2 separate regions of the Homo sapiens genome follow, and region 1 is linked to region 2. A link is a loop called in an ENCODE intact Hi-C map of the cell type or tissue named here. Cell type or tissue: endothelial cell of umbilical vein. All regions are shown on one strand. Each heading gives the region's core, and the rest is flanking DNA. Links, peaks and the distances in the headings are about the cores only.

What was found. A loop is a pair of places that touch in the nucleus more often than their neighbours do. Peaks named below come from ENCODE experiments on the same cell type or tissue, not always from the same donor. Only the 100,000 strongest peaks of a DNase experiment are listed, where the experiment ranks them.
Region 1: a loop joins it to region 2, with 8 times the contacts of the local background. A loop is called at or near these places in 13 of 110 quality-filtered maps.

Annotation. Positions count from the first base shown.
Region 1 is chr12:123,234,548-123,242,371 of GRCh38, forward strand. All of the region lies in intron 1 of MTRFR (mitochondrial translation release factor in rescue), which reads left to right. It also overlaps a transcript of MPHOSPH9 not described here. Among named protein-coding and RNA genes, the nearest start is that of MTRFR, 5.0 kb to the left of the region's middle. RefSeq lists enhancers at 2,968-3,017, 3,628-3,827. In endothelial cell of umbilical vein, for the core only: a CTCF peak has its summit at 3,746 (motif pointing left); a DNase peak (open chromatin) is centred at 3,734.
Region 2 is chr12:122,948,392-122,956,663 of GRCh38, forward strand. ABCB9 (ATP binding cassette subfamily B member 9) reads right to left here. Exons shown (of 12, transcript NM_019625.4): 3 at 2,060-2,174; 4 at 1,397-1,527; 5 at 233-438. Among named protein-coding and RNA genes, the nearest start is that of ABCB9, 14 kb to the right of the region's middle. In endothelial cell of umbilical vein, for the core only: a CTCF peak has its summit at 4,103 (motif pointing left); DNase peaks (open chromatin) are centred at 3,150 and 4,090; H3K27ac peaks cover 1,166 bases.

The DNA.
Region 1 (7,824 bases), core at 1,747-6,746, 290 kb after region 2:
ACCACATCCGGCTAATTTTTTGTATTTTTAGTAGAGACGGGGTTTTGCCATATTGGCCAGGCTGGTCTCGAATTCCTGACCTCAGGTCATCCTCCTGCCTCGGCCACCCAAAGTGCTGGGATTACAGGCATGAGCCACCACGCCTGGCAATTTTCAAAGGGTAAATTTGATGTTATCCTATCTTTCATGATTTTTTAAATTATATTACATAATTCCAAAAGATATTTTATGTTTAAACCAGGACTTACTTCATTGAAGATGGTTTTATCTTTCAGTGTGAACCTGCTGGGAAGTCAGGCTATATTTTTGGCATCACAGTGATCTCCTTAGTACCTGATTTCACAGACCAGAATTATGATCCCACCAAATAACATGTTTTCAGTAATGTCATGGCTTATCAAGTACTTCTTAAATTGGACCATACCAAGTAAAATAATTTACAAGCCACTGTTGTAGATGCCTTTTCACCCTAAGCTCTAAAACAAAGGCCGATGAAATAATCAGTTCCCAGACTGGGTTTGTGTCATAAGACAACAGTGTATGTGGTGTGTCATTCCAAAGTTCCTCAGCCTTGTAGTTGAGAGATCTGACATGCTCCCATTTAGTGACCACTAAGTACTTTACATTTATGGCAACATGTATGATTTTGTTCGCACTCTAGGTAGTAGTATCTCCATTCTACAGATGAGGAATTAGAGCCAAAGTTACCCAGTAAGTAAATTGTGGCATTGAGACATTGAACGCAGGTCTGTTGGCCACAGAGCTCGCAATCCTTGGCAGGAAGGCCTTTTTGGGACAAAAGAAAAAATGAGAGGAGTCGTCAAATACAGAAAGTCAGGCTGGTCCAAACGTAGTGAGTTTTGTGTGTGTGTGTGTGACAGAGCTCAGCTCACTGCAAGCTCCGCCCCCCAGGTTCACGCCATTCTCCTGCCTTAGCCTCCCTAGTAGCTGAGACTACAGGTGCCTGCCACCAGGCCCAGCTAATTTTTTTTTTTTTTGTATTTTTAGTAGAGATGGGGTTTCACCGTGTTAGCCAGGTTGGTCTCGATCTCCTGACCTCATGATCCACCTGCCTCGGCCTCCCACGGTGCTGGGATTACAGGCGTGAGCCACCGCGCTCGGCCTGGTAGTGAGTTATCTTAATTAATTGTTCACAGTCACAGATCAAACTTCTTGTTCTACTCTTTCCCCCTTCTCTACTGTACTTGACTAGTCTTTTTAAAAAGAGAAAGTTGGCCGGGCGTGGTGGCTCATGCCTGTACTCCCAGCACTTCGGGAGGCCGAGGCAAGCGGATCGCTTGAGGTCAGGAGTTCGAGACCAGCCTGGCCAACATGGTGAAACCCCATCTGGGCTAAGAATACAAAAATTAGCTGGGCGTGGTGGCTGGTGCCTATAATCCCAGCTACTTGGGAGGCTGAAGCAGGAGAATCGCTGGAACCCGGGAGGCAAAGGTTGTAGTGAGCCAAGATGGTGCCACTGCACTCCAGCCTGGGCAACAGAGTGAGACTCGTCTCAAAAAAATAAATAAATAAAAACTTAAAACAGAAAAAGTTAAGGAAAAGGAGCTAACATTGCCTAAGAAACTGGAAAAAGATCTGGAGATATGAAAGGTAATGAAACAAGGTGTAGAAAGGATAATTTAGTTTCAAAAATTGAAAACCTAATGGTTTCCAAGATAGGTCTTACTGAGATAATCAGGAAGTGTGCATCTCTTATTTTCTTTATTTGTATTAAATACAATAATGTATTTGAAAGTGCTTTGCAGCTGCACGTGGTGGCTCACGCCTGTAATCCCATCACTTTGGGAGGCTGAGGCAGGAGGATTGCTTGAGCCCATGAGTTCGAGACCTGCCTGGGCAACATGGCAAGACCCCATCTCTACAAAAAATTAAAAACTAGCCAGGTATGGTGGTACACACCTGTGGCCCCAGCTACTGGGGAGGCTGAGGCAAAGAAGCTTGCTTGAGCCCAGGAGGTCAAGGCTGCACTGAGCCATTTTTATGCCACTGCACTCCACTTGGGTGACAGAGGGAGACCCTGTCTCAAAAAAAAAAAAAAGAAGAAGAAACTGCTTTGGTTTGTATATGTTTAAGTCCTAAACAAACACAAGGCATCGTTAATAGAAATATAGGCTTTGAGACTTTTGGAAGAAAATATACAGTGTTGTTATTCCTGCTTTTTTAATGTGTTTCTGTTTTAATAGTGTAGTTGATAAATTATAAAGTTCCCGTTAGATGCCATAAATAGAACAAATATGGGGCCGGGCGCGGTGGCTCACACCTCTCAGCACTTTGAGAGGCCGAGGCGGGCGGATCGCCTGAGGTCAGGAGTTCAACACCAGCCTGAGAAACACGGTGAATCCCCATCTCTACTAAAAATACAAAAAATTAGCCAAGCGTGGCGGCATGCGCCTGTAGTCCCAGCTACTTGGGAGGCTGAGGCAGGAGAATTGCTTGAATCTGGAAGGCGGAGGTTGCAGTGAGCTGAGATTGCGCCACTGCAGTCCAGGCTGGGTGACAGAGTGAGACTCCGGCTAAAAAAAAAAATAGAAGAAATATGATACACACAAATAGCACAGGTGTAATTCTGTGGATTCAAAGTTTTCTGCTTAAAAAAAAATAAACGGGGCCAGGCACTGTGGCTCACGCCTGTAATCCCAGGACTACGGGAGGCCAAGGCAGGCGCATCACCTGATGTCAGGAGAAACCCCCGCCTCTACTAAAAATACAAAATTAGCCGGGCATGATGGCAGGTGCCTGTAGTCCCAGATACTCAGGAGGCTGAGACAGGAGAATCACTTGAACCTGGGAGGCAGAGGTTGCAGTGAGCCAAGATCACGCCATTGCACTCTAGCCTGGGTGACAAGCGAAACTCCGGCTCAAAAATAAAATAAAAATGAACGAGATGTTGGGATTGTGTGAAGTGAATGTTTTCCTCTTTACTTCATTAGCTATCTCTTGAATTCTGCAGCATTAAGCATTCAAGCATTAAGCCTGTTAAATTTAGACCAGACCTAGAGTAGTCTCTTTTTCCTCCCGTCCGCCAAAATCAAAGACTACAGCTCTGCATTTCCTGCTCAATCTATTATGCTTTCCTTGTTTGAGAAATAACTATCTGCAAACACTTACTGTGAGTGAAGGGTGCTTTATCTTCAGCGTAAAACCCCAAGTCTAGGAAATGGCATGGTCTGTTTCAAGCCTTACCAGCAATACTCACTGGTTCCATTTGAGAGGTTTCAGCCCTTAAGGATTTCAGATACCTACAGCAGGAGGATGAGCTAACAGGAGGATGTGAAAGACAGGGAAATGCTACTTTCTTTTTAACTACCATTTTACAGACAGCACCAAAACACTTTTTTTTTTTTTGAGACGGAGTCTCACTCTGTCACCCAGGGTGGAGTGCAGTGGTGTGACCTCAGCCCACTGCAACCTCTGCCTGCCAGGTTGAATCCATTATTCTGCTGCAGCCTCCCGAGTAGCCGGGACTACAGGTGCACACCACCACATCTGGCTAATTTTTTGTATTTTAGTACAGAGGGGGTTTCACCATGTTGCCCAGGCTGGTCTGGAACTCCTGAGCTCAGGCAATCCACCCTCAGCCTCCCAAAGTGCTAGGATTACAGTCATGAGCCACCACACCCAGCCCCAAAACACATTTTTGAAACATGAATTATTATTATTAAGCATTTGTCAGAAAATCATTTTCCCCTCACTTAGCTTCTGGCACCACCTGCTGGCCGTTTTGTCTTTTCAAAGCAGCAACATTGCACGTTGGTCTGTTTAAGCTCAATGTTGTTTGGCCCTTAACTGTTTATTAGGTCATTGTTTTGAGACCTATGGTTTCATCTCCTTCTTAAGGAAGAGACAAGACGGAATAAGCAGGTAATCAGCCCTCCTGAATTCTTGTCTCAGTTTCTTAAATGTCATATAAATAAGAAACATGCTGGGCATGGTGGCTCATGACTGTAATCCCAGCACTTTTTGAGACCGAGGCAGGCAGATTGCTTGAGCTCAGGAGTTTGAGACCAGACTGGGCAACATGATGAAACCCCATCTCTACTTTTTTAGAAAAGAAAAAGAAAAGCTTTTAAAAGTGTCTGTCCTAGCAATCAGAAGAACTTGCTGATTCCTGTGTTCTGGAACAATGCTTGTCAAATTTTATGTGCCTCTGCATCACCTGAGGATCTTGTTAGGCTGCAGGTTCTCATTTGGTAGGTCAGAGCAGGGCCTGAAATCTTCATTCCTAACCATCCTCCACGTGGTGCTTTTGCCACTATGTGGACCACACTTTGGGTAGCAAGATTCTAGAGCTACATTGTCCCATAAAGTAGCCACCAGCACATGTGGCCCAAACTGAGATGTTCTGTAAGTATGACCATAACCTAGAATTTGAAGCCTTCATATTTAGGGGGAAAAAAGAATATCTCAATTTTAAAATATTGGCTGGGTGCAGTGGCTCACACCTGTAATCCCAGCACTTTGGAAGGCTGAGGAAGGCAGATCGCTTGAGTTTGAGTTCCAGACCAGCCACAGCAACATGGTGAAACCCCGTCTCTACAAAAAATCCAAAAATTAGCCAGGCATGCTGGTACATGCCTGTAGTTCCAACTACTCAGGAGGCTGCGGTGAGAGGATGGCTAGAGCCTGGAAGGCAGAGATTGCAGTGAGCTGAGATGGCGCCACTATACTCCAGCCTGGGTGATGGAGCCAGACTGGTCTCAAAATAATAAAACGTTGATCACGTGTGGAAATAATAGTTTTGATATATTGGGTTAAATATACATTTCATCATTTATTATTTCTAATGTAACTACTAGAAAATTTAGAATTTCACATGTGGGTAGCATTAGTTTTGTTTTTTTGTTTGTTTTTTTGAGACAGAGTTTCACTCTGTTGCCAGGCTAGAGTGCAATGGCGCAATCTCGGCTCACCGCAATCTCCACCTCCCAGGTTCAAGCGATTCTCCTGCCTCAGCCTCCCAAGTAGCTGGGACTACAGCTACGTGCAACCATGCCCAGCTAATTTTTTGTATTTTTAGTAGAGACGGGGTTTCACCGTGTTAGCCAGGATGGTCTCGATCTCCTGACCTCATGATCTGCCCGCCTTGGCCTCCCAAAGTGCTGGGATTACAGGCGTGAGCTACCGCGCCCAGCCCAGTAGCGTTAGTTTCTATTGGACACCACTGTTCTAGAACATTAACACAACAGAGGTGACATTTTTTATTTTTTTTTCCCCCAGATGACCCAGTTTCCCAATCTCCTTGTTTCCATGTCACCATCTCTGCTAGCTCAAATCAGTATTTGTTTAATTCTTTTCTTGGGACGATTTCCTTGCCCTCCCATCACACTCCTTTACACCTTCTCAGCCTTCACCATTGCCATCATGATCCCAGGGATCTCATCAAGCAATGAACAGTCCTATGTGCCAGAATACTAGCAGCATCCTTGTTTAAAGCACTTAGCCTTGCCATGGGGTGTGGGGCCTGGACCAGCAGCAACAGCCTCATCTGTGAGCTGGTTAGAAATGCAGAGCCTCGCCGGGCAAGGTGGCTCACGCCTGTAATCCCAGCACTTTGAGAGGCTGAGGCTTGTGGATCATCTGAGGTCAGGAGTTCGAGACCACCCTGACCAACACGGTGAAACCCCATCTCTATTAAAAATACAAAAAAAAAAAAAAAAAAGCTGGACGTGGTGGTGGGCACCTGTAATCCCAGCTACTTGGGATGCTGAGGCAGGAGAATTGCTAGAACCCGGGAGGCGGAGGTTGCAGTGAGCAGTCAGGGTGACGGAGACTCCGTCTAAAAAAAAAAGAAGAAGAAATGCAGAGCCTCAGGCCTCGCCCCAGACCTAGTGAACCAGCATCACAAGTCACAAGACTCCCAGGTGATTTGTATGCACATTAAAGTTTGCATGGGGAGACTGGCTGGTGAGTACTTTAACAATCTTCGTAAAGCACACTGTTTCAGTTAGTCTCCGCACCTGTTCCTTCAGTTAGTTTTAATGAAGTTTCTGCAAGGTTTATATACCATGAAAGTTGTAGCTAAGGTAAACTAGTGCTTTACCTTTCAAAAAAAAAAAACAAACAGTGAATTTTAGATAAATGGCGTCCAGAAGGCAGGTCCAGAGATTGACATCTCATGCTTTCCTGAAAATAGATTAAATATCCTTTATTTTATTGACCTTTTTTTTTTTTTTTTTTTTTTTTGAGAAAAAGTCTCACTCTGTACCCCAGGCTGGAGTGCAGTGGCGTGATCTTGGCTCACCACAACCTCCGACTCCCGAGTTGAAGCGATTCTCCTGCCTCAGCCTCAGCACACCACTGCACCCAGCTAATTTTTTGTATTTTTAGTAGAGATGGGATTTCACCATGTTGGCCAGACTGGTCTTGAACTCCTGACCTCAGGTAATCTGCCCACCTTAGCCTCCCAAAGTGCTAGGATTACAGGTGTGAGCCACCACACCCAGCCTCAAATATCCTTTAACCTTTTCAGAGACACGAAATGAAAGGCATTACCATCCTCTTTACTTCTCTCCAAAGTGAGAGCTGTTGATGACACAGCATCACCTCCTACATCTAGGCTTTTATTTGGGGTTGTTTTTTTTTTGTTTTTGTTTTTTTTTTAATAAAAGAGATGGAGTCTCACTATGTTGCCCAAGCTGATCATGAACTCCCAGCTTCATGGGCTCCTCCCACCTCAGCCTCCCAATATGCTGGGATTTCAGGTGTGAGCCATCACACCCAGCATTATTTTATTTTTTATTGTATTTTTTATTTTACTGTTTTTTGTTGTTGTTGTTTTTTGAGACAGAGTCTCGCTCCTTCAGTCTTCGCCCAGGCTGGAGCGCAATGGCGTGATCTCGGCTCACTACAACCTCTGCCTCCCGGGTTCAAGCAATTCTCCTGCCTCAGTCCTCCCAAGTAGCTGGGACTACAGGTGCCCACTACCACCCCCAGCTAATTTTTTGTATTTTTAGTAGAGACGGGGTTTCACCATGTTGGCCAGGATGGTCTCGAATTCCTGACCTCAGGTGATCCACCTACTTCAGCCTCCCAAAGTGCTGGGATTACAGGCACGAACCACCATGCCCAGCCTATTTTGTTTTTTAGAGATGAGGTCTCCCTATGTTGCACAGGCTGGAGACAGCTTCTGGGCTCAAGCAATCCTCCCACCTCAGCCTCCCAAGTAGCTGGGACTGTAGGCTATTATCTTGTTTGCTCCGGCCACAGGCCTTGTTGCAGAGTTGAACATGCCATCCCTGCAGATAGTCTGTCTTGGTTTGAGTTGAATTTGGAAGCTGGAGGAGGGGTGTGCTGACCAGATCCAGTCATGAAGAACGCCACTCAGTAGCACATAGGTTTCAAATCCTGACAGCAAGCTCTCCAGGAGGATGAGGGGCATAGAAAGTTTGAGAACCACTGCTCTATAGTATGTTATCCATCCTCAGCTATCACATGTATCCTGTTTGTGCTTGTCTTCATTTCTCTTTTATGCTACAGACTCTTTAGGCTCTCTGAAGCCCATGCCTGATACTCAATAGATGTTTTAAATATTCTTGCACAAATTAATGTTCCCTTTTGTAAATTCCTTAGACCTGTTATCTCTGAACTTAACCAAGTTGGAAGGGACTGAAGCAATGACAGGAGCTTTCACCTTAACTGCGATCAGCCATTTAGTGCAGAAGCCATCATCAAAGGAAAAGTAGAGCCTAGGGAGTCAGGGTAGAGCGCCAGCCCTACGCCGAAGCTCACGTTTGAAGAAGGGAACTGGGGCAGAGCTGTCATGACTGCTGGTTTCCTCTTACTAGCACTTCTCTGTACCATTTT
Region 2 (8,272 bases), core at 1,765-6,764:
AGTTCCAGGAAGGCAGGGGCCTTGTCTTTTTCACTGATGTATCCCAGTGCCTGGGACATAGCAGGTGGTCAATAATTATTTATTGAATGAGCGAAGAAATGAATGAATGAATGCAAACACAGCCTCAAGACCTGTCCTTCACTAGCCCTTAGTGGCCCCCTGAGCCCCTCCTAAGGGGATGTTTGGGGGCTGCCAGGGTGCACAGTCCCCAGCAGAGACAGGGCAGGCCTACCTTGTAGTACTTGCCGTAGATGTTGGACACCATCATGATGATGGGGAAGCCCATGAAGGTGACCAAGGAGAGCTGCCATGAGAGGCTGAACATGAAGACCACCACGCCCGTGACCTTGACTGTGTTCCGCAGGAAGACATTGATGTTCTGGGAGACCAGGTCGCTGACCATGGTGGTGTCCGAGGTCAGGCGGGAGATGAGGTCCCCTGGAACACACGCGGCTCAGCTCTCACCACAGCAACCCGGGCCTTGGGGGTGGCGGTGGGGGATGCTAAGGGGCCTCTGAGACAGACACTGGGAAGCCGGGCCTCCCTACCTGTGGGCGGGGTTGGGGGGTGGGGGAGAAGAGCAGATACCCCTCGAGGGCTACTCTGAGCCAATCCCAGTCATCAGCATCTTGCTTAAGCTTCATGACATCCCGCTGTACAGCGGAGGAGGCTGGGGCTCAGAACAGGAAGGCCCCCGTAGAGTCACACAGCCTGTCCGTGACTGAGCCAGACTTCAAACCCATGTCTCCTCCCTGTCACTGGCAGAGGGGGTAACTCCTCTTCCCTTCTAGGGAAATAACAACCTGGCTGGTGGCGGGCAGGAAAGCGCAGACACTTCTTACCTAAGTTGGACATTGTGCTAAGAGCTGTGTAAGGACCCCATGGGGTGGCTACTATCCGTGTTCCCATTTTACAGACAAGAAAACAGAGGATCAGAGAGGTGAAGTTCGTGAGTGGAGGAACCAGGGCTTCGACCCAGGCCGGTGTCTCTCAGAGCTTGGATCTTGGTGGATATTCTATCGTCTTCCCCGTTGTGGCCCCTGGCCCTCACCTGCTGACCCCCATGGGAGCAGGGTCTCTGTCGGCCACAGGCGTGGGTAGTCCTGGACCTGGTGGTTTCCATGGGGCAATGGAAAGCAAGGCCTTGGCTCCTGCAGGGACCTCGGGTGGCCTGGCCTGGGCCCCACAGAGGCCGCAGCCCACACCAAAACCTCAGTGAGCAAGCCAGCTCCCAGGACACAGGCCAAGCCCAGGGTGTTCCCAGCCTGAACTAACAGCAGGAGGAGAAGACAGAGGGCTGAGACCACCCACACGCCCATTTCATTCCTCAGTGCCAGGCAAGCCCACAGGGGTGGGGCCCAGCCCCCAGGACACCTAGGGCACTGGAAGGACCAACCTGTGCGGTTCTCATCAAAGAAGCTTGTCTCCTGGGACACCAGTGAGCGGAAGAGACAGTTTCGAAGGCGAATGTTCAGTCTGGCAAATATGAGGGTAAAAATGCCGCCCCGAATACCTGCGGCAAATGAGCTAATTGCAGATAAGAGATATTATAGCACGATGTCCTTCCAGACCAGTGACCACACCCGGCTGCCCCCTCCCGCTGCCGGCAGGCCTGGGAGCCCCACCGCAGCCCCACTCCAGGGCTGGCATCCCTGCGGGGTCCCCCTCATTCCCAGTGGGAGCCCCCCTCAAGGTGAGGGCAAAGGGGACAGTTGTGGGACAAGAGACCCAAATGTGCCAGCCAGACCCTCTTCCTTCCAGAACAGCTCAGACAAAGCCGGTTCTGTTTGGGACCAGATTCCTACTTGGAAAACAGCCAGGGAGGGTGAGCAGGGAACCCTGAGGACTGAAGCCCTTTTCAGGGACCAGAGGGTGTGGTTCTAGGGTGCTCTAAGACAGTGTGGAAGCCGGTTCCCAGGGTGACCAGCTGAGGGACAGGCCCACCAGGGGCATTTCCAGGGCCTCCCTGGCCCCTGTCTTCCTTAGGAACAGGCCCTCCCTTCCCTCCCTGGTGCAGGTCGGGGTGTGCGGGGCAGGGCGTGGGGGTTGAGCCAGCTACCTGCCAATGGCCAGCAGGCACACGATGACGACAGCCGTGCTGAACTGATCCATGCTTTTCTGGATGACGATGCCATCAATGGCGCGGCCCGTGTAGTAGGGCAGGAAGGTCTCTCCTGGGGGAGGCAGGGCAGCCTCAGGGACGTCTGCAGCCAGGGGAACCCGCACCCTTCCTCCTGAGGCTCCAGAAGTCCACACACCAACCCCTCTGCCCACTCCACCGGTGGGCTTTCCTCCCTCGGCAAACTCTTGCTGCCCATCGTGGGGCCCCAGGGTGCTTAATGCCCCCCTCCTCAGAGAACAGGGGAGCACTGGGCCTTGCATCCACACAGCCTGCTGGTTCTTCTTTATTTATAGTGGCTACCAGGCATCGAGCCAGGGCTCCTGCAGGATGCTTCATTCTCTTGTTTTTTGAGACAGGGTCTCGCTGTGTCCCCCGGGCTGGAGTGCAGTGGTGTAATCATAGCTCACTGCAGCATCAAACTCCTGGGCTCAGGTGATCCTCCTGTCTCAGCCTCCTGAGTAGGGAATACAGGCATGTGCCACCATGCCAGGCTAATTTTTTTTTTTTTTTTTTTGTAGAGACAGGGGTCTCACTATGTGGCCCAAGCTGGTCTCAACCTCCTGGGTTGAAGCAATCCTCCTACCTTGGCCTCCCAAAGTACTGGGATTATAGGTATGAGCCACCGCTCCTGAACTTTGTTTCATTCCCTTTGGAGCAGGCCCTGGAATCACCCCCATTTTACAAATGAGAAAAATTAATTTGTTTTTCTTTTTCTAAAATATTTTCCTTTTTTTTTTTTTTTTTAACTTTTTGAGACAGGGTTTCACTCCTGTCGCCCAGGCTGGAGTGCAGCCTCAACCTCCTGGGCTCAGTGGATCTTCCCACCTCAGACTCCTGAGTAGCCGGGACTACAGGCACACGCCACCAGGCCTAGCTAATTTTTTGTATTTTTTTGTAGAGACGAGGTTTCGCTAGGTTGCCCAGGCTGGTCTCTAACTCCTGGGCTCAAGCGATCCACCCACCTCAGCTTCCCAAAGTGCTGGGGTTACAGGCCTGAGTCACAGCGTCCGGCTGAAAGTGAAGTTGAATGAGATGACTCGTCCAGGCCACATGGCAATCAGTGGCTGATTGACGCCAAAGTTGATTTCATTCTTCTCAATGGGTTCAGAGTCCAAATTCTGGAACCTCAGAAGACGTTGCTATTCTGGTTCCAAGCAATGCTGGAAATTGCCACCCCACCCCTCCTGGTGGGGCACTTGACACCTTGCTGGGTGCTTTCTTACCCGCTTGCCTTACTGTGTTTTCACAACAATCCTGGGGTGGAATGGGAGACTCACAGAGGCTGAGGAATTTACTCCAGGTCACACAGCAAGGGGAAAGGCTGGGACTCAAACCTAAACTGGCTTTCAACCTGGGGGCTCTTTCTTTTCCCTTCCTCCTGTGGTCTGAATGCATCTCCCAAAATTTACATATTGAAACATAATCGCCAATGTGATAGGGCAGAGCTCTCCAGGATGGGATGAGGGCCCTTTTCAAAGGGCTTGTAAGCCTGGTTTGCCATCTCTCGCCCTTCCACCTTCTGCAGCGTGAGGACACAGCAGTCTTCCCCTCCAGAGGACACAGCAAGGAGGGACCATCTTGGAAGCAGAGAGTGGCCCTCACGACACCAAACCTGCTGGCACCTTGATCTGGGACTTCCCAGCCTCTAGAACAGTACGAAATCAGTTTCTATGGTTTCTAAATGACCCAGTCTGTGGTATTTTGTTACAGCAGCAGAAATGAGACTCCCCCGACAATAATCCGGAATGTCCACTCTCCTCTTAAGGAAATAGTGGCATCACCAGGCCAGGCCAGGCCCTTGTTCATCCCAGGACCTGTTTCCACTGAAGTTCTTTCCATGAGCAGAGCCAGGTTTGGGGCTGGGCATACAGTAGGTGCTCAATAAAGGTCAGTGAATGAACCCCGGGCAGGTCTGGCTAGCACAGTCTGGCCTGGCTCAGACACTTGGGTAGTGAGACTTTCTGTGCAGTTCTGGTGCCCTCTGCTGGGACCATGAGGTGGCAGCCTAGAGGGCCTGTGTCCCCACAGTCCTTGGCCAGACGAGGTCTCCAGCTGAGGCTGCAGAGTTCCACCCAGCCTGAGTTTCTGCCTCAGTTTACCCACAGAAAAGAAGAGGGCAACGATGAGCTGTGACAGAATATTCTGGAATATCTGATTCCAGCAAGCACCAATGCTAATAATCGCCTTACTGGGTACCAGGGGCTGTGCAAAGCATGCCGGCAAACTCTCTTGCTGAATCTGCACAAGAATTACGTGAAACTCTCCAATGCACCAGCAAATACTCAGACCATTTCCAGAACCTGACCACTTTCACTGCCTCTACTGCCCCAACCCTGGTCCAAGTCATTAACCTCACTGGGACTATCTCAGTAGCCTGCTCTCAACTTTGCTCACATCAGCCTGTCCACACAGTAGAAGGCAGGATCCTGTTGGAACTAACTTCAGATCTTGTTGCTCCTTGGCTCAAAACAGTCCAAATCCCCCTTCTCATCCAGTGAGATGGTAAAAGCCAAAGTCTTTACAATAGCCCACAAGGACCTGCATGATTGAGCCGCTAGCAGAGACCTTTGTCTTCTCCCCGCCCCATCTCACTCCCTCTGCTCCAGCTAACTGGTGTCTGCTCTTGAACAACTGGGCACCTTCCTGCCTCAGGACCTTTGCATGGGCTAGTCCTTCTGCCTGGAGTGCTCTTACCACATACATTTTTTTTTTTTTTTGAGATGGAGTCTCAGTCTGTTACCCAGGCTGGAGTGCAGTGGCATGATCTCAGCTCACTGCAACCTCCACTTCCTGGGTTCAAGTGATTCTCATGCCTCAGCCTCCCAAGTAGCTGAGATTACAGGTGACCGCCATCACACCCGGCTAAATTTTATATATGTATATATATATTTTGAGATGGAGTCGCACTCCGTCGCCCAGGCTGGAGTGTATTGGCACGATTTCAGCTCGCTGTAACCTCTGCCACCTGGGTTCAAGTGATTGTCCTGCCTCAGCCTCCCGAGTAGCTGGGATTACAGACACCTGCCATTGCACCTGGCTAATTTTTGTATTTTTAGTAGAGATGGGGTTTCACCATGTTGGCCTGGCTGATCTTGAACTCCTGACCTCGTGATCCACCTGCCTTGGCCTCCCAAAGTGCTGGGATTACAGGCATGAGCCATCGCACCTGGCCTAAATTTTATATTTTTATTAGAGACAGGGTTTCACCATGTTGCCCAGGCTGGTCTTGAACTCTTGACCTCAAGTGATCTGCCCGCCTCGGCCTTCCAAAATGCTGGGATTACAGGTGTGAGCCACCACACCCAGCCACTTACCCCAGATATCTGCTCCCCTACCTTCTTAAGTCTCAAAGGCCACCCAGTAATCCTATAGGTTTGGTACAATTATTCCTTCCATTTGTGGAAATGTATTCTTTACACAAAAGAGGAAACTGAGGCTCAGAGAGATTAAGTCACTTGCCCAAGTTTATACATTTGGTTTGCCATGAAATCCATATTAAAGAATCTTAGGCTACAGAAGGTAGCTCACACCTGCAATCCCAGCACTTTGGGAGGCCGAGGTGGGAGGATCACTTGAGCTGGAGAGGTCAAGGCTGAAGTCGCTGTGATCACTCCACTGTACTCCATCCAGCCTGGGTGACAGAGGGAGGCCCTGCCTCAAAAAAAAAAAAAAGGACTCCATTTGTTTTTTATGTATTTTTTTTATTTTTTTTGAGACGGAGTTTCACTCTTGTTGCCCAGGCTGCGATGCAATGGTGCGATCTCCACTCACAGCAACCTCTGCCTCCTGGGTTCAAGCGATTCTCCTGCCTCAGCCTCCCGAGTAGCTGGGATTACAGGCATGCGCCACCACACCTAGCTAATTTTGTATTTTTAGTAGAGACGGGGTTTCTCCATGTTGGTCAGGCTGGTCTCGAACTCCTGACCTCAGGTGATCTGCCCCCCCTTGCTGAGATTACAGGTGTGAGCCACCGTGCCCGGCCTATTTTTTATTTTTTGAGACAGAGTCTCATTCCGTCACCCAGGCTGGAGTGCAGTGGCACGATATCAGCTCACTGCAACCTCCACCTCCCAGGTTCAAGCAATTCTCCTGCCTCAGCCTTCTGAGCAGCTGGGATTACAGGCGTGTGCCACCACGCCCGGCTGATTTTTGTATTTTTAGTAGAGACGGAGTTTCACCATGTTGGCCAAGCTAGTCTTGAACTCCTGACCTCAAGTGATCTGCCCACCTCAGCCTTCCAAAGTGCTGGGATTATAGGTGTGAGCTGCTGCACTTGGCCTCTAAAGAACCTTAATTTAATAAGAGATACTCAACCCTAAAACTAACATTTCCCAATGGGTGGTTTTTTGTTTTTTGTTTTTGTTTGTTTGTTTTAAGATTCTGAGGGTACAGAAAAGCTGGGCACTGCTGAATGCTTGTTGATTGAAAAATAATTATTAATAATCACAGTACCTAATTGTCTTTTTTGAGATGGGGTCTCGCTATGTTGCCCAGGTTGGTCTCAAACTCCTAAGCCAAAGCAACCCTCCCTCCTTGGCCACCCAAGTAGCTGCGGTCACAGGTACATGGCATTGCACCTGGCCCTAACACTGATTAAGTATTTACTTGTGCTAGGCACCAAGCTTCCTCTCACTTCTTTCTCACAGTACCCCAAGAAAGCCCTCACTTCAGAATGGTCAAGTGAGCGTTGGCCAGGTTAATAACTTGCCTAAAGTTATCAGTGAAGTCGGGAGCCTGAGCCTCGAGTCTGCGCCCTGACTCTTGATGCAATCCTGCAAGCCGGGAAAATCTGCTCAGCAGTATTTAAGGATGTCTGCATTCCCCGACCACACAGCAGCTGACGGCAGGGCCCCAGCAGGTCGGGTAAACAAGGTCATGGCATGGGGCACCATCTGTCTGCACAGGCATGACAGTCATTCATACTTTTGTTCATTTATTCATTCAGTGAGCCCATCTCTGTGCCAGCTACTGGGATCCAGGGTGAGTCAGACCTGGCCCCTGCCCCTGAGGGGCTCAGGACCTGGGAGGGGAGGCAGGAGGGTGAATGCATACATAACAGGGTCTTGCTATGTTGGCCAGACTGGTCTTGAACTCCTGGCCTCAAGTGATCCTCCTGCCTCAGACTCCCAAAGTACTGGCATTGTAGGCATGAGCCACTGTGCCCAGCATAAATGCATAGTTTTTTGGGTTTTTGTTTTTTTGTTTTTTTTTTTTTTGAGACGGAGTCTCACTTTGTTGCCTAGGCTGGAGTGCTGTGGCACAATCCCAGCTAACTGCAGCCTCCACCTCCTGGGTTCAAGATATCCTCCTGCATCAGCCTTCTGAGTAGCTGGGATTACAGGCGGCTGCCACCATGCCCAGCTAATTTTTGTAGTTTTAGTAGAGACGGGGTTTTGCCATATTGTCCAGGCTAGTCTCGAACTCCTAACCTCAGGTGATCTGCAGGCCTCAGCTCCCCAGAGTTCTGGGATTATAGGTGTGAGCCACCGTACCCAGCCTGAACATATGATTTTTATGTCATAAAAGCTATAACTGAGGTGCAGACAAAGTTACCACAGTTGGCAGAATCTAAGGTGGCTTCCTAAGGAGGGGACTTTTGGGCCGCCCAGCATGAGCCAGGAGAAACTGCCTGGTTTAATGGGAAGGGGTCATCCCAGTCCTCACACCTGCTAGTATTACTGGGAGGTGTCTATGTGCCAGGAGCTGTCCAAGGTGTCTCACCCATGTGGATTCACTGACCTTTCCAACCCCATTGGAGGGGTACTACTATGCCCATGTCACAGAAGAGGAGGCTAAGACTTAGAGGGGTTAAATAACTTGCCTAACCTCACACAGATGTTGAGGAGATGGGACTGAGAGGGCAGAGGTAGATCGTAGGAGTACAGGGCTGCAGAGTCAGGGCCAGCTCTGGGTTTGCCTGTCCTCTCTCAGAACATTCTGGCATTGTTATTGCATTGTCACCTCTCTAGGCTCTGTCTCTGTCAGTTAACATTTTTATTTTACTATTTTATTATTTATGTTTTTTGAGATGGAGTCTCACTTTGTCACTCAGGCTGGAGTGCAGTTGTGTGAGCTTGGCTCACTGCAACCTCTGCCTCCCAGGTTCAAGCAATTCTCCTGCCTCAGCCTCCCAAATAGCTGGAATTACAG